Linked DNA regions of Homo sapiens: region 1 is linked to region 2. Evidence: chromatin loops called from intact Hi-C (ENCODE). Cell type or tissue: MCF 10A. All regions are shown on one strand. Links, peaks and the distances in the headings refer to the core of each region. The heading gives the core; the rest is flanking DNA. Region 1 has its middle 7.8 kb from the start of SLC23A2. Region 2 has its middle 47 kb from the start of TMEM230.

The links. Hi-C counts contacts between places; a loop is a spot of excess contacts. Peaks named below come from ENCODE experiments on the same cell type or tissue, not always from the same donor. Only the 100,000 strongest peaks of a DNase experiment are listed, where the experiment ranks them.
Region 1: it touches region 2 in a loop (1.9-fold over the local background); 11 of 110 quality-filtered maps call a loop at or near these places.

The regions. Positions count from the first base shown.
Region 1 is chr20:5,004,978-5,013,608 of GRCh38, forward strand. It overlaps a transcript of SLC23A2 not described here and the pseudogene RPS21P7. Among named protein-coding and RNA genes, the nearest start is that of SLC23A2, 7.8 kb to the left of the region's middle. RefSeq lists a promoter at 5,051-5,316. In MCF 10A, for the core only: no CTCF peak of the experiment used is centred there; a DNase peak (open chromatin) is centred at 4,014.
Region 2 is chr20:5,062,182-5,070,812 of GRCh38, forward strand. It overlaps a transcript of TMEM230 not described here. Among named protein-coding and RNA genes, the nearest start is that of TMEM230, 47 kb to the right of the region's middle. RefSeq lists an enhancer at 3,696-4,196. In MCF 10A, for the core only: no CTCF peak of the experiment used is centred there; DNase peaks (open chromatin) are centred at 3,970 and 5,940.

The sequences.
Region 1 (8,631 bases), core at 273-8,272, 57 kb before region 2:
AACAAGAATGAACTCCGTCTCAAAAATAAATAAATAAATAAATAAATAAATAAATAAATAAAAATTTAATAGCTAAATAAAGAAAGAATAAACCTTTCCCAGTGTAGCATTCAAGGCCCTTAATCTCTAGTCTCGGCTTCTTTTTCTTCTTTTTTTTTTGGAGATTTTACTGCTGACAAACTGGCTTTGGTATCAGCAGATAGCTCTGACTTCTGTCTTTCAACGTCTTACAAGGATTAAATGTATATAAAGTGCTTATTCAGTGCATGAATATGTAGGTGTTCGATATCATTATTTTTACATAATTATTTTTACCATTATCATCAATTAAAAAAATACATCAAATTTTTCCTCTTCAGTTGCTTTTCCTTTTATTTTCCATTCATCTTCCTTTCTATTACAGCTCATACAAACAAGGTTTTTTTTTCCTCCTCCCTTAACTTCTCTAAACTAAATCAGCAGAATATATCAAGAACGTTTCATGACCTGGTTAATTTGATTGAAATTTCAGTCATTTCCAGGCTGTGTTATTTTTGAGAGGTAATTGTAGCTTGGGGCTATTCCATCTTCATACAGTACTTTTCAATGTTATTTTCAACATCTCTCTGGAGTCTAGACCTGGGGCAAACGTTTTCTGGAAAGAGCTAGATAATAAATGTTTTAGGTTTTGTGGGCCAAGAGGTAAAATTGATGACATTATATAGGTACAGTACTTATATAATGATAGGGGCCAGGCGCCGTGGCTCACGCTTGTAATCCCAGCACTTTGGGAGGCCGAGATGGGTGGATCACTTGAGGTCAGGAGTTCGAGACCAGCCTGACCAACATGGTGAACCCCGTCTCTACTAAAAATACAAAATTAGCCGGGCATGGTGGCGCATGCCTGTAGTCCCAGCTACTTGGGAGGCTGAGGCAGGAGAATCACTTGAACCTGGGAGGTGGAGGTTGCAGTGAGCTGAGATCGCACCATTGTACTCCAGCCTGGGCAACAAGAGCGAAACTCCGTCTCAAAAAAAAAAGGTGACAGTACTTATATAATGATAGAAAACAAATTTCCACAGATTTCTTATTGATGAAATTCAAAATATAATAATGATTGAGCATAATATATTTTTTTGTTTGTTTTGTTTTGTTTTTTGAGATGGAGTCTCACTCTGTCGCCCAGGCTGGAGTGCAGTGGTGGGATGTTGGCTCACTGCAATCTCCTCCCTCTGAGTTCAAGCGGTTCTCCTGCCTCAGCCTCCCGAGTAGCTGGGATTACAGGCGCCTGCCACCGCACCCAGCTAATTTTTTGTATTTTTAGTAGAGACAGGGTTTCACCATCTTGGCCAGGCTGGTATTGAACTCCTGACCTCTTGATCCATCTGCCTCCGCCTCCCAAAGTGCTAGGAATTACAGGCGTGAGCCACCGTGCCCAGTCATATTGAGCATAATATTTTTATAATACAGGTCTACTAATGAAAATAATAGAATTTGGGGGGTGGGGAAAATAAGATTTTGCTTACTTGGGGTTCAAAGTTAGTCTTTCCTATCATCAAATTGATGGCAAATGTTCATCTGTAAAAGCCATTTTATTTATTTATTTATTTATTTATTTATTTATTTTGAGACGGAGTCTTGCTCTGTTGGCCAGGCTGGAGTGCAGTGGTACAATCTTGGCTCAAGCAATTCTCCTGCCTCAGCCTCCCAAATAGCTGGGATTAGAGGTGTTTGCCACCACCCCCCACTAATTTTTGTAATTTTAGTAGAGACAGGGTTTCACCATGTTGGCCAGGCTGGTCTCAAACTCCTGGCCTCAAGTGAACCACCTGCCTTGGCCTCCCAAAGTGCTGGGATTATAGGAGTGAGCCACCACTCCTGGCCTGCACCATCTCTTGATGTCAGCAGAATTCACACTTTCTACATCTGTCTCATACTAAGACATAACAGATCTAGGGCTGCGTGGCAGGACCAAGACCTGCCTGAAATGACGTGTGTGTGTGTGTGTGTGTGTGTGTGTGCGTGCGTGCGTGTTCAATGATGTGCATTGAAGCATTGTTTCAAGTAGCAAAACAAAAACAAAAAACCTGAAAACAACCTAAACATCCATCGATCAGGGAATGGCTGAATGATCTATGAGATAGGCACCGTATAGCATGTATACCACGTAGGCTTCTCCCCACTCCACCGCCAGGCTTGCTTTTATTTTTTTTGAAATATAATTCATGTACCCATAATACTCCCATTTTAAGGTATACATTTTAGAATATATCATTTAAAGTAAACAATTGTGGCCATGCCTGGTGGCTCACACCTATAATCCTAGCACTCTGGGAGGCCGACACAGGTGGACCACTTGAGGTCAGGAGTTGGAGACCAGCTTGGTGAACACAGTGAAACCCTGTCTCTACTAAAACTACAAAAATTAGCCAGGCATGGTGACATACACGTGTAGTCCCGGCTACTTGGGAGGCTGAGGCAGGAAAATCACTTGAACCTGGGAGGCAGAGGTTGCAGTGAGCTGAAATCGCACCACTGCGCACCAACCTGGGCAATAGAGCAAGACTCAGTGTCAAAAACAAACAAACAAAAAAAGTAAACAATTGTAAAGTATACAATTTGGTGGTTTTCAGTATGTTCACAAAGCTGTACAAGTACCACTAATTTTAGAACATTTTTATCACTCCTAAAAGAAACTCCATATCTATTAGCAGTCATTTCCTATTTCTCCTCTTCCCCCAGCCCCGGCAACCACTAATCTTCACTCTCTTTCTATGGATTTGACTATTCTGAACATTTAGTATAAATGGAATTATATGAATTATATACTAATATGTGGTCTTTTGTGACTGGCTTCTTTCACTTCCCATGTTTTCAAGGTTCAACTACATTGTAGTGTGCTTCAATATTTCATTCCTTTTTTCATTGTGATAAAATATATGTATAATAAAATTAACTTTTTTTTTTTTTGAGACAGAGTTTTGCTCTTGTTGCCCAGGCTAGAGTGCAATGGCATGATCTTGGCTAACTACAACCTCTGCCTCCTGGGTTCAGGCGATTCTCCTGCCTCAGCCTCCTGAGTAGCTGGGATTACAGGCATGCGCCACCACACCCGGCTAATTTTTGTATTTTTAGTAGAGATGGGGTTTCACCATGTGGGTCAGGCTGCTCTCGAACTCCTGACCTCAGGTGATCCACCTGCCTTGGCCTCCCAAAGTGCTGGGATTACAGGTGTGAGCCACCACGCCCAGCCAAAATTTACCTTTTTAACCACTTTTAAGTGTACCACTCAGTGGCATTAAGTGCCACTCCAGCCTGGGCAACAGAGTGAGACCTTGTCTCCCCCACAACCCCCTACCCCTTGAAAAAAGAGAGCGTTTAAATGCACACACCCTGAACTCAGAATGTTAGTTCTGGAATCTGTCTGACACAAAAGCACACTGGTGGGCACGGATCTATGCCCAAGGGGCTCAAAGAAGCAGGGTTTGCTTCTGCCTCCTCCACCCCAGTTCACTCTGCAGCTCCGGCAGATCTGAAGCCCAGCTAATGGAAGTAACCTCTTACCCTCGAATGACCCCAAATTCCTTACCTAACCATTCTCCCCTACTCCCAGCAAATAACCTTGCTTCCTGATTTTTGGCAACTGGTCATGAGAAGGGCATTTCCTCATCCCCCACCTCCCCTTATCCACGACCCCACTTTCCCATGAGGGACCTCTCTTCCCTGCCTCGAGTACTGAAGACCCCTCCTTTGGGTGTCCTCCATATTTCAATGCTGACCTCCCTTTCTTTATTTTTTCTTAAGATGGGTATGTTGCCCAGGCTGGTCTCGAACTCCTGGGCTCAAGTGACCCTCCCGCCTCAGCCTCCCAAAGTGCTGGGATTGCAGACATGAGTCACCACGCTCGGCCCTACCACCCTTGTCTTTGGAAAGTTTACATCCTCCCAGTTCCCACAATCATCTCCCCTTCTCAGCTCAGCTTCTCAAAAAAGCCACGTACAGTATTTATTTCCTCCTCCTCACTTCCTTCCTCCCTTTACCCCAGGCAATCTGGGCTGCATTCTTGTATTCCTCTGAAACTGCCCAGGTAAATTAGCCATGCCCTCAAAATTGCACAATCCAGGGAATCTTTTGCATATGCATCTTAATTTTCTGGAGGCATTTGGCACAGCTGTATTCTCTCAGGATAATCTCTCTTCTTTTGACTTTGTGACTGCATTTCCTAGTGGTTCTTCTACTTCTCTGACTGTATTTTTTTCTTTCTTCTCAGATTCTTCTTCCTCCTGCTCCCTTCAAAAAAGGTGTTGGGGATAAGGAGAGTGTGGCTATGTCCATTTCTGTTGTCCCTGCAAAAGCTCCTCAAGGCCATCACATTTCTACTGCCTGGATCTCCTTAATGTCCTCTGGATCATTCTTGCTCAGAAAGTCCCACCTTGGCCTCTCCTGGAACCACCCCGAGTCCCTAGGCTGGTGCAAGTATACTCCCTCCATGCATCACAGCATTTAGAAAGAAATGTATGGAAATAAGTTGTTTTTCTGTTTCTCTCCCTCACTAATTGTCAGTGCATCCAGGGCAGAGGTCTTGGTTTATTTAATTCTGTATGCCAGCTCCTCACGTGGTGCCTACCACACAGTAAGTTCTCAGTTCGGTTACTACTGAAGTACTCAGTTAGTACTCAATGACTTTACTTGTTCCACCAAACCAACAGGGGCTGCCCGCTGATGAGAGGTGAAATGCGAAGGGAAAGAACTCAGGATTAACCCCCAGGGTTCTGGAGAATTGGAAACTGAATTAGTCAAGGTTCTCCAGAGAAACAGAACCAACAGGATATATAGAGGGATATATAAAAGGATATGGGCCAGGCGCGGTGGCTCACGCCTGTAATCCCAGCACTTTGGGAGGCCGAGGCGGGCGGATCATGAGGTCAGGAGATCGAGACCATCCTGGCTAACGTGGTGAAACCCCGTCTCTACTAAAATTACAAAAAATTAGCCGGGCGTGGTTGCAGGCGCCTGTAGTCCCAGCTACTTGGGAGGCTGAGGCAGGAGAATGGACTGAACCCGGGAGGCGGAGCTTGCAGTGAGCCAAGATCACGCCACTGCACTCCAGCCTGGGCGACAGAGTGAGACTCCGTCTCAAAAAAAAAAAAAAAAAAAGAGGATATGAAAGAGGGGATTTATTGCAGGAATTAGCTCACGTGATTCTAAAGGCCAAGAAGTCCCACCGTATGCCGTCTGCAAGCTGGGGAACCTGGAAAGCTGGTGGTGTCCTTCACCCTGAGTCTGAAGATCTGAGTTCCTGGAGCTGTGATGTCCAAGGGCAGGAGAAGATGAATGGCCCTGCTCCAGAAGAGGGTGCAAATGTGCCTTCGCCCTGCCTTTTTGTTCTGTCTGGACCCACAGTGGATTGGATGATGCCTGCTCACGTGGGTGAAAGTGGAACTTTTCTGTCTACTGATTTAAATGCTTATCTCTTCTGCAAACACCGTCCCAGTCAGACCCAGAAATAATGTTTTACCAGCTATCTGGGCATCTCTTAGCCCAGACAGGTTGATACATATAATTAACCATCAGATAAGCCAAGTGGAAAACATAGGTTACAGGCAAAACACAGAAGGCTCCAGTGCCAGGGTATAGAAATGAGACTTTTGGGTTGGGCACTGTGGCGCAGACATGTAATCCAGCACTTTGGAAGGCTGAGGTGGGTGGATGGCTTGAGCCCAGGAGTCTAAGCCCAGCCTGGGCAACATGGTGAAACTCCGTGTCTATATAAAATACAAAATTAGCCGGCCGCGATGGCTTACGCCTATAATCCCAGCACTTAGGGAGGCCAAGGCATGCAGATCACCTGAGGTCAGGAGTTCAAGGCCACCTGGCCAAGATGGTGAAACCCCATCTCTACTAAAAATACAAAATTAGCCATGCGTGGCGGCATGTGCCTCCCAACTACTCGGGAGGTTGAAGCAGGAGAATCACTTGAACCCAGGAGGCGGAGGTCTCAGTGAGCTGAGATTGCACCATTGCACTACAGCCTGGGCAACAAGAGCAAAACTCCATCTCAAAAAGAAAAAAAAAAAATTAGCTAGTCATCGTGGTGCACGCCTGTAGTTCCACCTACTGGGGAGGCTGAGGTGGGAGGATCATTTGAACTCGGGAGGTGGAGGTTGCAGTTAGCCGAGATCGCGTCAGCCTAGCAGGCTGGGAGACAGAACAAGACCTTGTCAAGACAGAAAGAAAGAAAGAAAGAAAGAAAGAAAGAAAGAAAGAAAGAAAGAAAGAAAGAAAGGAAGGAAGGAAGGAAGGAAGGAAGGAAGGAAGGAAGGAAGGAAGGAAGGAAGGAAGGAAGGAAGGAGGAAAGGGAGGGAAGCTTTTTTCAATAAGGGAATTTAACCTAGACCCTCATGGACACACTTAGTCTTTGAGGGGGAAATAAGGAAAAAGGACAAAAATCTATCAGTAGTTATATAAAGTAGAAAAGAGGTTGAATGGGAGGGACAGGTAAAATGAAAAGAAAAAGAAAAGAGTTTCAAACAGGAAGTGGATGACAGCAAATTTGTTTTGTTTTGTTTTGTTTTTAAAGAAAAGAGGCAAACAAAACTGTTGGAATTTGGGATACTGTCACCCTCTGGGGGCATAGTGACTAAGCAAAGGCACAGGGGTCTTCTGAAGAGCTGGCCATGTGTGATGTCTTGCTATGGGTGCTAGGCACACAGGCATATTCACTTTGTGAGATTTCATTAACCTGCACACTTAAGTGTGTTTCTCTGTATGTATACTACAAAAAGTTGTTTTTTGTTTTTTTTTTTGAGATGGAGTTTCCCTCTTGTTGCCCAGGCTGGAGTGCAAAGGCACAGTCTTGGCTCACTGCAACCTCCACCTCCCAGGTTCTAGCGTTTCTCCTGCCTCAGCCTCCCGAGTAGCTGGGATTACAGGCACCCACCACCACGCCTGGCTAATTTTTGTGTTTTTAGTAGAGACGGGGTTTCTCCATGTTGGCCAGGCTGGTCTCAAACGCCTGACCTCAGGTGATCCCCACCTCCCCCCGCCCCGTCTCAGCCTCCCAAAGTGCTGGGATTATAGGTGTGAGCTACCGCGGCTGGGCTTGTTCCCTGTTTCAAACAGCTTGGTCTCTGTCTGAGGTGGGGCCTGGGGCACAAGAAAAGGCTCAGGGTCTTGAATGGGTCCCAGGTGCTGTCTCCAGGAATGTGTGCCTTAGAAAAGAGGGATGTGTCTGTACTGCAGGATGTGAAGGTTTAAGTTTGAATATTTCTTTGATCCTAGAATAAATGAGTTATACACCTCATGCAGCCTTGGCGAGAAAAGGCACAGGGTCCCTGGCCTGCCTCTGCCTTGCTCAGTGACCTTGGGGAAATCATATAACCAAACTACATTTAGGTTTCCTAGTATGTAAACTTAAGACAATTTCGTCTGCCCTATCCACTGCCTAGGTTGGTATGAGGATTAAATGAGGTAATTGATGTGAACGTGCTTCCTGCAGATGTTTTTTTATAGCCCTTTACAAATACCATATAAGAAGCCTAATCTAGCTGTAGAATTGAGCCCACAATTGGTTTTTGAGCCATAATATCAAACACTCAGTCTTTCCCTAGGTGATATTTTTCCATTCTCTGTTTTTGATAAGGTCTCTAGTTTGTAAGGTCACTTGGAATTCGAGTCCTTTGTGCCCAGAGTGTTGGCTGCACCACTAACTCACCTCCTATAAGTTAGTACAGACACTCTTCATTGGTCATGTGCTACCTGGCAGGCACTGAGCTAGACACCACTGACAAAATGATGGATAAGAAACTTACTGGGCAGGACACAGTGGCTCATGCCTGTAATCCCAGCACTTTGGAAGGCTGAGGCGGGTGGTTCACCTGAGGTCGGGAGTTTGAGACCAGCCTGATCAACATGGAGAAACCCCGTCTCTACTAAAAATACAAAATTAGCCAGGCGTGGTGGTGCATGCCTGTAATCCCAGCTACTCGAGAGGCTGAGGCAGGAGAATCGCTTGAACTCCAGAGATGGAGGTTGCAGTGAGCCAAGATCACACCATTGTACTACAGCCTGGGCAACAAGAGCGAAAATCTGTCACAAAAAAAAAACAAACAAATGAACAAAAAGAAACTTACTGGCCAGGCGCAGTGGCTCACTCCTGTAATACCAGCACTTTGGGAGGCTGACGCAGGCGGATCACTTGAGGTCATGAGTTCAAGACCAGTCTGGCCAAAATGGTAAAACCTCGTCTCTACTAAAAATACAAAAATTAGCCAGGCATGGTGGCGTGCGCCTGTAGTCCCAGCTACTTGAGAGGCTGAGGCAGGAGAATTGCTTGAACCCGGGAGGTGGAGGTTGCAGTGAGCCAAGATCATGCCACTGCACTCCAGCCTGGGCAACAGAGCAAGAATCCATCTAAAAAAAAAAAAAAAAGCCAAACTTACTAGGTCTGCCCCCAGTGAACCTGCATGCTGGTAGGTATGGGAAGACAGAAGAAGGGTCGGGCACAGTGTCTTAAAAAAGTTATTTGAGACAATGCCATCAGCAATGCCATCAGCATTGGACGATGGGAGAATAGATCATCTCACTTGCCCATTCTTCAAATGGCCCCACCGAAAGCATAGGTTTTAAACTGGCCATTAAACCTGCTCGTGA
Region 2 (8,631 bases), core at 452-8,451:
ATTGCACCCCAGCCTAGGCAACAAAAGTGAAACTCCGTCTCAAAAAAAAGAAAAAAAAAAAGCCATTTATGTGGCTGGGTGTGGAGGCTCACACCTGTAATCCCAGCACACTGGGAGGCAGAGGTGGGAGAATTACTTGAGCCCAGGAGTTCAAGACCAGCCTGGACAACACAGTGAGACTCTGTCTCAATTAAAAAAAAAAAAAAAAGTCAATTTATGCACTAGAAAATACAGAGACCTGGATGCCCATGGTAAAGAAGTAAATTTCTCTTTGTTTAAATCAGTAGTCCTAGGTCGAGCACAGTGGCTCACACCTGTAATCCCAGCACTTTGAAAGGCCAAGGCAGGCCAATTGCTTGAGTTCAGGAGTTTAAGACCAGACTAGGCAACATGGCGAAACCCTGTCTCTACTAAAAACAAAAATACAAAAAATTAGCTGTGTGTGGTGGTGCATGCTTGTAGTCCCAGCTACTCAGGAGGCTGAGGTGAGAGGATCACTTGAGCCCGGGAGTTCAAGGCTGCAGTGAGCCCTGACAGTGCCACTGCATTCCAGCCTGGGAAACAGAGTGAGACCCTGTCATAAATAATAAATAAATAAATAAATAATCAGCAGTCCCTAAACAGAACTGTATATTACCTATTGATATCTACAGAGCTGGTATTCTATGGAATACAATGTGGGAAACACTGGCTTGGGGCTTTGGTTTATAGACTGAGCTATGAAGAAGACAATACTAGCTTTGAAGCACATAAAGAGAAGTATAGTCTCCAGGGACAGAGAGAGGAGATGCTCTGCTCCCTGCATTCTGAGCACCATATTGCCTTCATAAGTTACGAGGGAGGGACATTGAGAGACTCCAGTGTCTTCAGAGATGGACTCCAGGACAGTGAAGCCTCACCACGGCTGTCCTACTGTGAATGTCTAACTTAGAGCAGTTTTTCCTATCCTGTCTCAACGCAGTAACTGGGGAGGAGGAAGGGAGGCTGGTGGATCTGAGTGCTTAAGAAGGCCCCAGAGGACCAAAAGTCTCCAGGGGAGGACTGCATAATCCTCCTCCATCCCCCTCAACAGGAATCACTAAGTAGCTGCTATGAATTTTTTTTTTTTTTTTTTTTTTTTTTTTGAGATGGAGTCTCGCTCTGTCACCCAGGCTGGAGTGCAATGGCGTGATCTCATCTCACTGCAACTTCTGCCTCCCAGTTTCAAGCAATTCTCCTGCCTCAGCCTACTGAGTAGCTGGGATTACAGGGGTGCACCACCGCACCTGGCTAACTTTTGTATTTTTTGGTGGAGATGGGGTTTCACCATATTGGCTGGGCTGGTCTCGAACTTCTGACCTCAAGTGGTCTGCCCACCTCGGCCTCCCAGAGTGCTGGGATTAGAGGTGTGAGCCACCATGGCCGGCCTGCTATGAAATACTTAATGGCACATCCTGTGGAAAAGGAACTAAGCTTTCTTTGAGGGGGATCGGAGAACAGACCTGAGACAGGTGGATTAAAGTTACAGAAAAGTGAAAAGTCATACAAGCTGCATATACATACAGATGTACACATACATGTGTATTCTCTGACCATGATGAAATAGAATTTATAACAAAAATCCAAAAAATTATCCCAAAATTTGTTAACTTGGAAAAATTTCTAAATGATTCTTGGTTCCAAGGGGAAATAAAAACACAAATTACAACCTAGAAATAAAACATAATTAGAGAGCTACATGTCAAAATCTGGAAAATGTGGCCAAAGTGGTACTTAGGAAAATGCATACCCACAGGCTCACAGATAACGAAACAAGAAAGACTGGCTGGGAGTGGTGGTGCGCATCTGTAATCCCAGCACTTTGAGAGGCTGAAAGCAGGTGGATCACCTGAGGTCAGGAGTTCGAGACCAGCCTGGCCAATATGGTGAAACCCTGTCTCTACTAAAAATACAAAAATTAGACAGGTGTGGTAGCGCACACCTGTAGTCCCAGCTACTCGGGAGGCTGAGGCAGGAGAATCACTTGAACCCAGGAGGCGGAGGTTGCAGTGTGCTGAGATTGCACCACTACACTCCAGCCTGGGCAACAGAACAAGACTCCATCTCAAAAACAACAAAAACAAAAACATTATCAGGCCGGGTGCAGTGGCTCACGCCTGTAATCCCAGCACTTTGGGAGGCCGAGGCAGGTGGATCACCTGAGTTCGAGAGTTCAAGACCAGCCTGACCAACATGGAGAAACCCCATCTCTATTAAAAACACAAAATTAGCTGGGTGTGGTGGGGCGTGGGTGTAATCCCAGCTACTTGGGAGGCTAAGGAAGGAGAATCGCTTGAACCCAGGAGGTGGAGGTTGCGGTGAGCCAAGATCACGCCATTGCACTCCAGCCTGGGCAACAAGAGCGAAACTCCGTCTCAAAATAAAAAAAGACTGACATTAAGTAAATTAAATTTTCTACCTAGGAGGCTGACAAGTGAATAGCAAAATAAGTCCAAAGGAAGTATAAGCAAAAATTACTAAAGATGAAAACAAAAATAAATCAAATGAAAACAAAACTCAATAATAAATTTTATCAAACCAAATGCTAATTCAATGAAGGAAAAATAATAAAATGGACATTTTTGAAAAAGGTGATCAAAGAAAAAAAAGAGTTGAAAACAAAGATAGCATTTGTAGTAAGAAAGAAAACCAAAGTACAGATACTTGTACAGATTAAAAAAATACCAGGGGCTAGGCGTGGTGGCTCATGCCTGTAATCCCAGCACTTTGGGAGACCAAGGTGGGAAGATCACTTGAGCTTAGGAGTTTGAGACCAGCCTGGGCCAACAAAGTGAGATCTCATCTCTATTAAAAAAACAAAAACCAAAAAGATATCTTTTTTTTTCCATGAATGAAATGCAAATATCCAATAAGCACATGAAAAGATGAAAAATATAGGAAGGCAGGTTTAGTCTCATTATAAAGACTAACTTCCTCAGCCAGGTGTGGTGGCTCTCACCTGTGATCCCAGCACTTTGGGAGGCCGAGGTGGGAAAGATCACCTGAGCTCGAGTTTGAGAACAGCCTAGGCAACATGGCAAGACCCCATCTCTCAAAAAAAAAAAGATTAACTTCCCAATGCATTGAAATAACCCATGAGTATCATGAACTCTGTCACAAGGAAGGGACACCAGAGGCTCAGATGTTGGCTGAGAGGTGACCAATTGTCAGGAGCAGGGGCACTGGTGATCTTAGGGGATGGGAACAGAGAAATCTCTGTTTCTGTGATTTCCATGATCCATTTCCCTGAGCTGCTTGTTTTCACCAATGGTCCTTGTTGTTATGGGCAGCAAAGTCCCTCTAATGATCTCTTTGAGGCTAGCCAGCAGGGGAGAAGTGGCTGTGAGTGGGGCCTATTTTCCTGGCTTGCAGGAAGCCAGGGGGCCAGAGCAGAGGCCCCCTACTGCCCTTCACTCCTCACTACCACCAGCTTCCCAGGTGTCCTGGACGCATGTGGGATGCCTCTGAGATAACCGGGTTAAGGCCAGGGCCTGTCTAACGCCTGGGCTCTGGAGCAGGACCCGGGTTCTGTGGGAGCTCATATGAAGGACAGGAAGTGACCAGTCCACAGACTGGACCAAAGGTCTGTGACTCACTGGTTGTATGTAGTAGGGATCACGCCCCTGCCATGCCAAACACCAAAACTGTAGGTCAGATTGGAGTTGTACTGGAGTAATACCATGACGAGGAGTGGGCTGCACTGGAGACCCCCGTCCCTGGAATGACCGGGGAAGCAGGGGCTGATGTGAGGAAGGGTGGAGAGGGGCTGCGGTGATGGCGAAGGAGGCCACAAGTTCCCGGTTTTGGCATGCTGCTCAGGCCTTCGCCTCCCCATGCTGGCTGTATTCTACCCGCACACCCATATTGGCCCAGACTGGGAAACCTCACAGCTTTGCTAAGTCATGGTCAGGTTAGTCAAGGCCAGTAAACCACGTGGGTGATGCATCATTGCCACCCTGGCACGCCTCCTTCCAGACCAGGCTGGGACTGGCTCTCCACATCCCAGGGCCTGGCCTTGGGCTTCTCTGCCAGCTGGTCAGGGTGAGTCACTCTTCTTTGGAGGATGCTGCCTTCCTCTAATGTTGGACATGAAGGGCTTTTTTGTCCTCCTAGAGTTCTGGAGCATCCCAGAAAAGGCAAAACTAGGGAGCAGAGGAAAGAGAACATTTTTTAAAAAACAAAAATGTTGCCTGGGCGCGGTGGCTCACGCCTGTAATCCCAGCACTTTGGGAGGCTGAGGTGTGAGGATCATCTGAAGTCAGGAGTTTGAGACCAGCCTGGCCAACATGGTGAAACCCCGTTTCTACTAAAAGTACAAAAAAATTAGCTGGGTGTGGTGGCGTATGCCTGTAGTCCCAGCTACTTGGGAGGCTGAAGCAGGAGAATAGCTTGAACCCGGGGGGCAGAGGTTGCAGTGAGATTGTGCCACTGCACTCCAGCCTGGGCGATAGAGCGAGAGAGACTCTGTCTCAAAAAAAAAAAAAAAAAAATCAAAACCCCAAACATACCCAAGGACCCTCCTCCTGGTTATTCACACCTGTGATTAACGAGGTCACACCTTGACTGTCCCTTGGGTCAGACAGAACTTCGCTGACCCGGGTTCATGCTCATCATCCCTCACAGGCAGGAGGGTGTTCATCCCCTCACTCACCTGTTTCCAGTCTCTGGCCCCCACCCCTGGGGTCCTCAGCTGCCAATCCACATACATCCAAGCCCCTGTTTAAGCTTTTAATTGCTCCCACTGACTTCAAAATGAAGCAATATTCCACCGTCTTAGCTTGGGTTTACGTAAAAGTAGATTTCAGGTATGGATAGTTTCTTTGGAAAGGACTCCAAGTAGTGGAGAAGTGAGAAACGGCGCAGGGCGGAAAGCCAAGGAAAGGTGCATTGAAGTGCAGATGATCACTGCGGGCACCAGGCTCAGTCCTGCAGGGATCCTCTGCAGAGCTGGGTAAAAGATGCTTCAGAATTATCCGGTGAGGGGGGAAAACAGGTGGGCAGTTACTCACTGATTCCTGGCACTCATTGGTTGAGGGTTGTCCTCAGGAAAATAAAGCCCCAGTATGTCCAGGCTACTCTACACAGGCTGAGCAAGTCTCAGTGGTGCTGGAGAAACCCGTGTGGTTTCTGCAGTGGGAACATGTCAGGTGTCCTGGAACTGCCCACCACGCTGCAGATGAATATGCCACAATGTCAACAGTGTTTAGGCTCATATATATATATATATATATATATATATATATATATATATATATATATATTTTAAGACAGTCTTGCTCTGTCACCCAGGCTGGAGTGCAATGGTGCCATCTTGGCTCACCACAACCTCCACCTCCTGGGTTCAAGCGATTCTCCTGCCTCAGCCTCCCGAGTAGCTGGGACTACAAGTGCGTGCCACCACACCCGGCTAATTTTTGTATTTTTAGTAGAGGCAGGGTTTCACTATGTTGGCCAGGCTGGTCTCGAACTCCCGACCTCATGATCCACCTACCTCAACCTCCCAAAGTTCTGGGATTAAGGCATGAGCCACCACACCCGGCCTCCCCACCCAGCCCCCCTCTGCTTTTTTTTTTTTTTTAAGACAGAGTCTCACTCTGTTGCCCAGGCTGAAGTACAGTGGCACAGTCATGACTCACTACAACCTCCGCCTCCTGTGCTCAAGTGATCCTCCCACCTCAGCCTCCAGAGTAGCTGGGAGTACAGGCATGCACCACCAGACCTGGCTATTTTTAAAATTTTTTTGTAGAGACAAGAGATGGAGTCTCACCGTTATCCAGGCTGGTCTCAAATTCCTGGGCTCAAGCAATCTGCCCACCTTAGCCTCCCAAAGTGCTGGGATTACAGGTGTGAGTCACTGCGCTCAGCCTCAGGCTCCTCTTTCTTGCTTCACCATCCATTATCAAGGTCGTTCTCTTCAAGTTTGCAAGGCACACTGCAGTTCCACATCCAGGTCCCAGGCAGGTGGAAAGGTAAAAGAATGTCTTGCAGCTGATATTGCAGCTGTTCCCGTTTTAAGGCGTTTTCTCCAACAACTTCCACCTGTGTTCCATTGGTCAGAACCTAGCCACATGACCATACCTAGTTAGAAGGCATGCTGGAAAACGTAGCTTTTCTATTAATGGCTGTGCGTATTAGTCTGTTCTCACACTGCTATGAAGAAATATCCGAGATTAGGTAATTTATAAAGAAAAGAAGTTTAATTGACTCACAGTTCTGCATTGCCAGGGAGGCCTCAGGAAACTTACAATCATGGTGGAAGGCAAAGGAGAAGCAGGCACCTTCTTCACAGCGCACCAGGACAGAGTGAGTGCAAGCAGGGGAAATGCCAGATGCTTATAAAACCATCAGATCTCATGAGAGTCACTCACTATCACAAGAACAGCTTGGGGGAAACCACCCCATGATCCAATTACCTCCACCTAGTACCTCCTTTGATACATGGGAATTACAGGGATTACAATTCAAAGTGAGATTCGGGTGGGGACACAGAGCCAAATCATATCACCATGTTAGGCCAAGATTATCCAGCGGTTTTATTACTCATCCAGCTAAGGTTCAGTGGTTCTATTACTAAAGAAAAAGGGGAGAATGGATGTAGTACTGGGCATCCAGCCATCTGTACCACCCTGCAGTCCCTTTGTGAGAATATGAGCATCCCAGTCTCTTCAGCATCGCTCTCAGTACCAAGGATGGTATGAAGGGGACAGGAATCCTCCTACCCTCAGGAACAGAGGTGGGGCCATGGGGAGTGGTCTGCGCCATTCTCACCATTCACAAGAGGAGTTGCATAGGGGGTAGAGGGCAGCTGGAATTCCTTTGGCCTGCTCCTCTAGGCATATGGAACATTCCCTCCACATATCCTGCTCTTAGTAGGAGAAGCTCTCTGCTGCATTTTACAATCAGTCATTTTCATGCTGACGTACTTATTCCTAGGACATTTTCAGTTTAGCCCTTTTAAGATGCTTATCTCAAATTAGAGGCACCAACCTCAGTCAGGTGATGACACCTGTGTTCCTCTTCCTTCTGGAAGCCTTGAGCTGAGTCCTCCTTCGGGACTCCTCCCACTGATGCCTCCCATCATGTACCCACGGGATGCTGGTAGATGTTTGTGGTCAGCTTTCTTTTGTTCCCGTGAGGTGGATTCGAGACTCTGAGAAAGAAACACCCCTTCTCAATTCCACCACAAGTTCTGCCTCTTCAACCCTCAAAAAATCCTAATTGTCAAGAAATCACATCTTATGCATTTTGGTGCTCCACAACACTTCCTGAAGGCCTGTGTGAGGCAGGAGCTCAAGATCTACTTGTTCACTGCATGGTTGTTTGTGATCTGTCACTCAGTGAGTGACCAAGGGAAACTACCTCTGAAGAGAGCAGACACCGACATTTCCTTCCCTCCCCGTAGATGAATGCTGCAATGCATTTCAAGGGGTAGAGTCTAAGTCCCTTTCCTTTCCTTTCCTCTCCCCTTTCCTTTCTTTCCTCTCCCCTTCCCTTCCCTTCCCTTTCCTTTTCCTTTCCTTTTTCCTTTGTGAGACAGTCTCCCTCTGTTACCTAGGCTGGAGTGCAGTGGCACCATCTCGGCTCACTGCAACCTCCGCCTCCAGGGTTCAAGTGATTCTTGTGCCTCAGCCACCCAGGTGGCTGGGATTACATGCATGCACCACCACATCTGGCTAATGTTTGTATTTTTAGGAGAGACGGGGTTTCACCATGTTGGCCAGACTGGTCTTGAACTCCTGGCCTCAAGTGATCTGCCTGCCTCGACCTCCCAAAGTGCTGGGATTACAGGTGTGAGCCACTGCGCCCAGCAAATTCCCTTTTCTTTGAATTGGGGCTGACCTTAGTGACTTAAGAGTGGAAGGGACATCTTGTGTCTTCCCGGGCATGGAGTTAAGAAGCCTTACGGGTCTCATCTAGCTCTCTTGGAACTTTGCTCTCGAGACACTCCTTCTCAGACCCCAGCCCCCATGCTAAGTGGACTCCTGAGCCACCTGGAAAGGCCGTGCATCAACTCTCCAGTTGATTGTCCCAGCTGAGTTCTCAGCAGACAATTAGCATCACCTACCGGCCACATAAATGAGCCATCTTGTATTTGCATCCAGTTGAGTCTTGCGCTAACTGTAGCACTAACCAATATCTAACAACAATCACCTAAGAGATCCCACATGAAAACTGCTGAGCTGAGCCCAGTGAACTCGCAGAACCATAAGACACAAAAATCAATTGTCCAGTGATGAAGTGTTGGGGCCATTTGTAATGCAGAAATAGATAACCGGAAGAGTGACTAAGCCAGGAAGAGAACCTGGAAGAAGTTGTCTTGATCACCGAGGAGTCTTACTGGTGAGAAAGCACTGCCCAGCTGACCTACTCTGCCATATTCCTGATCCAGATGCGCAAAGGGCTGTGGTAGGTGACAGGTGGCCTCCTTTCACCACAATGGTTCCACTAATTCAAGTGTAAGTGAAAGCAGTATTTAATTATTGAGAGGGTGAAGACCTAACAAATATTTGCATAAAAGAATTTTTGTTTACCCTTTGCAAATAACCTGGCAGATTTTGCTTGTTGGTTGGTTCTTTATTTTGCTTTTGAGACAAGATCTCACTGTTGCTCAGG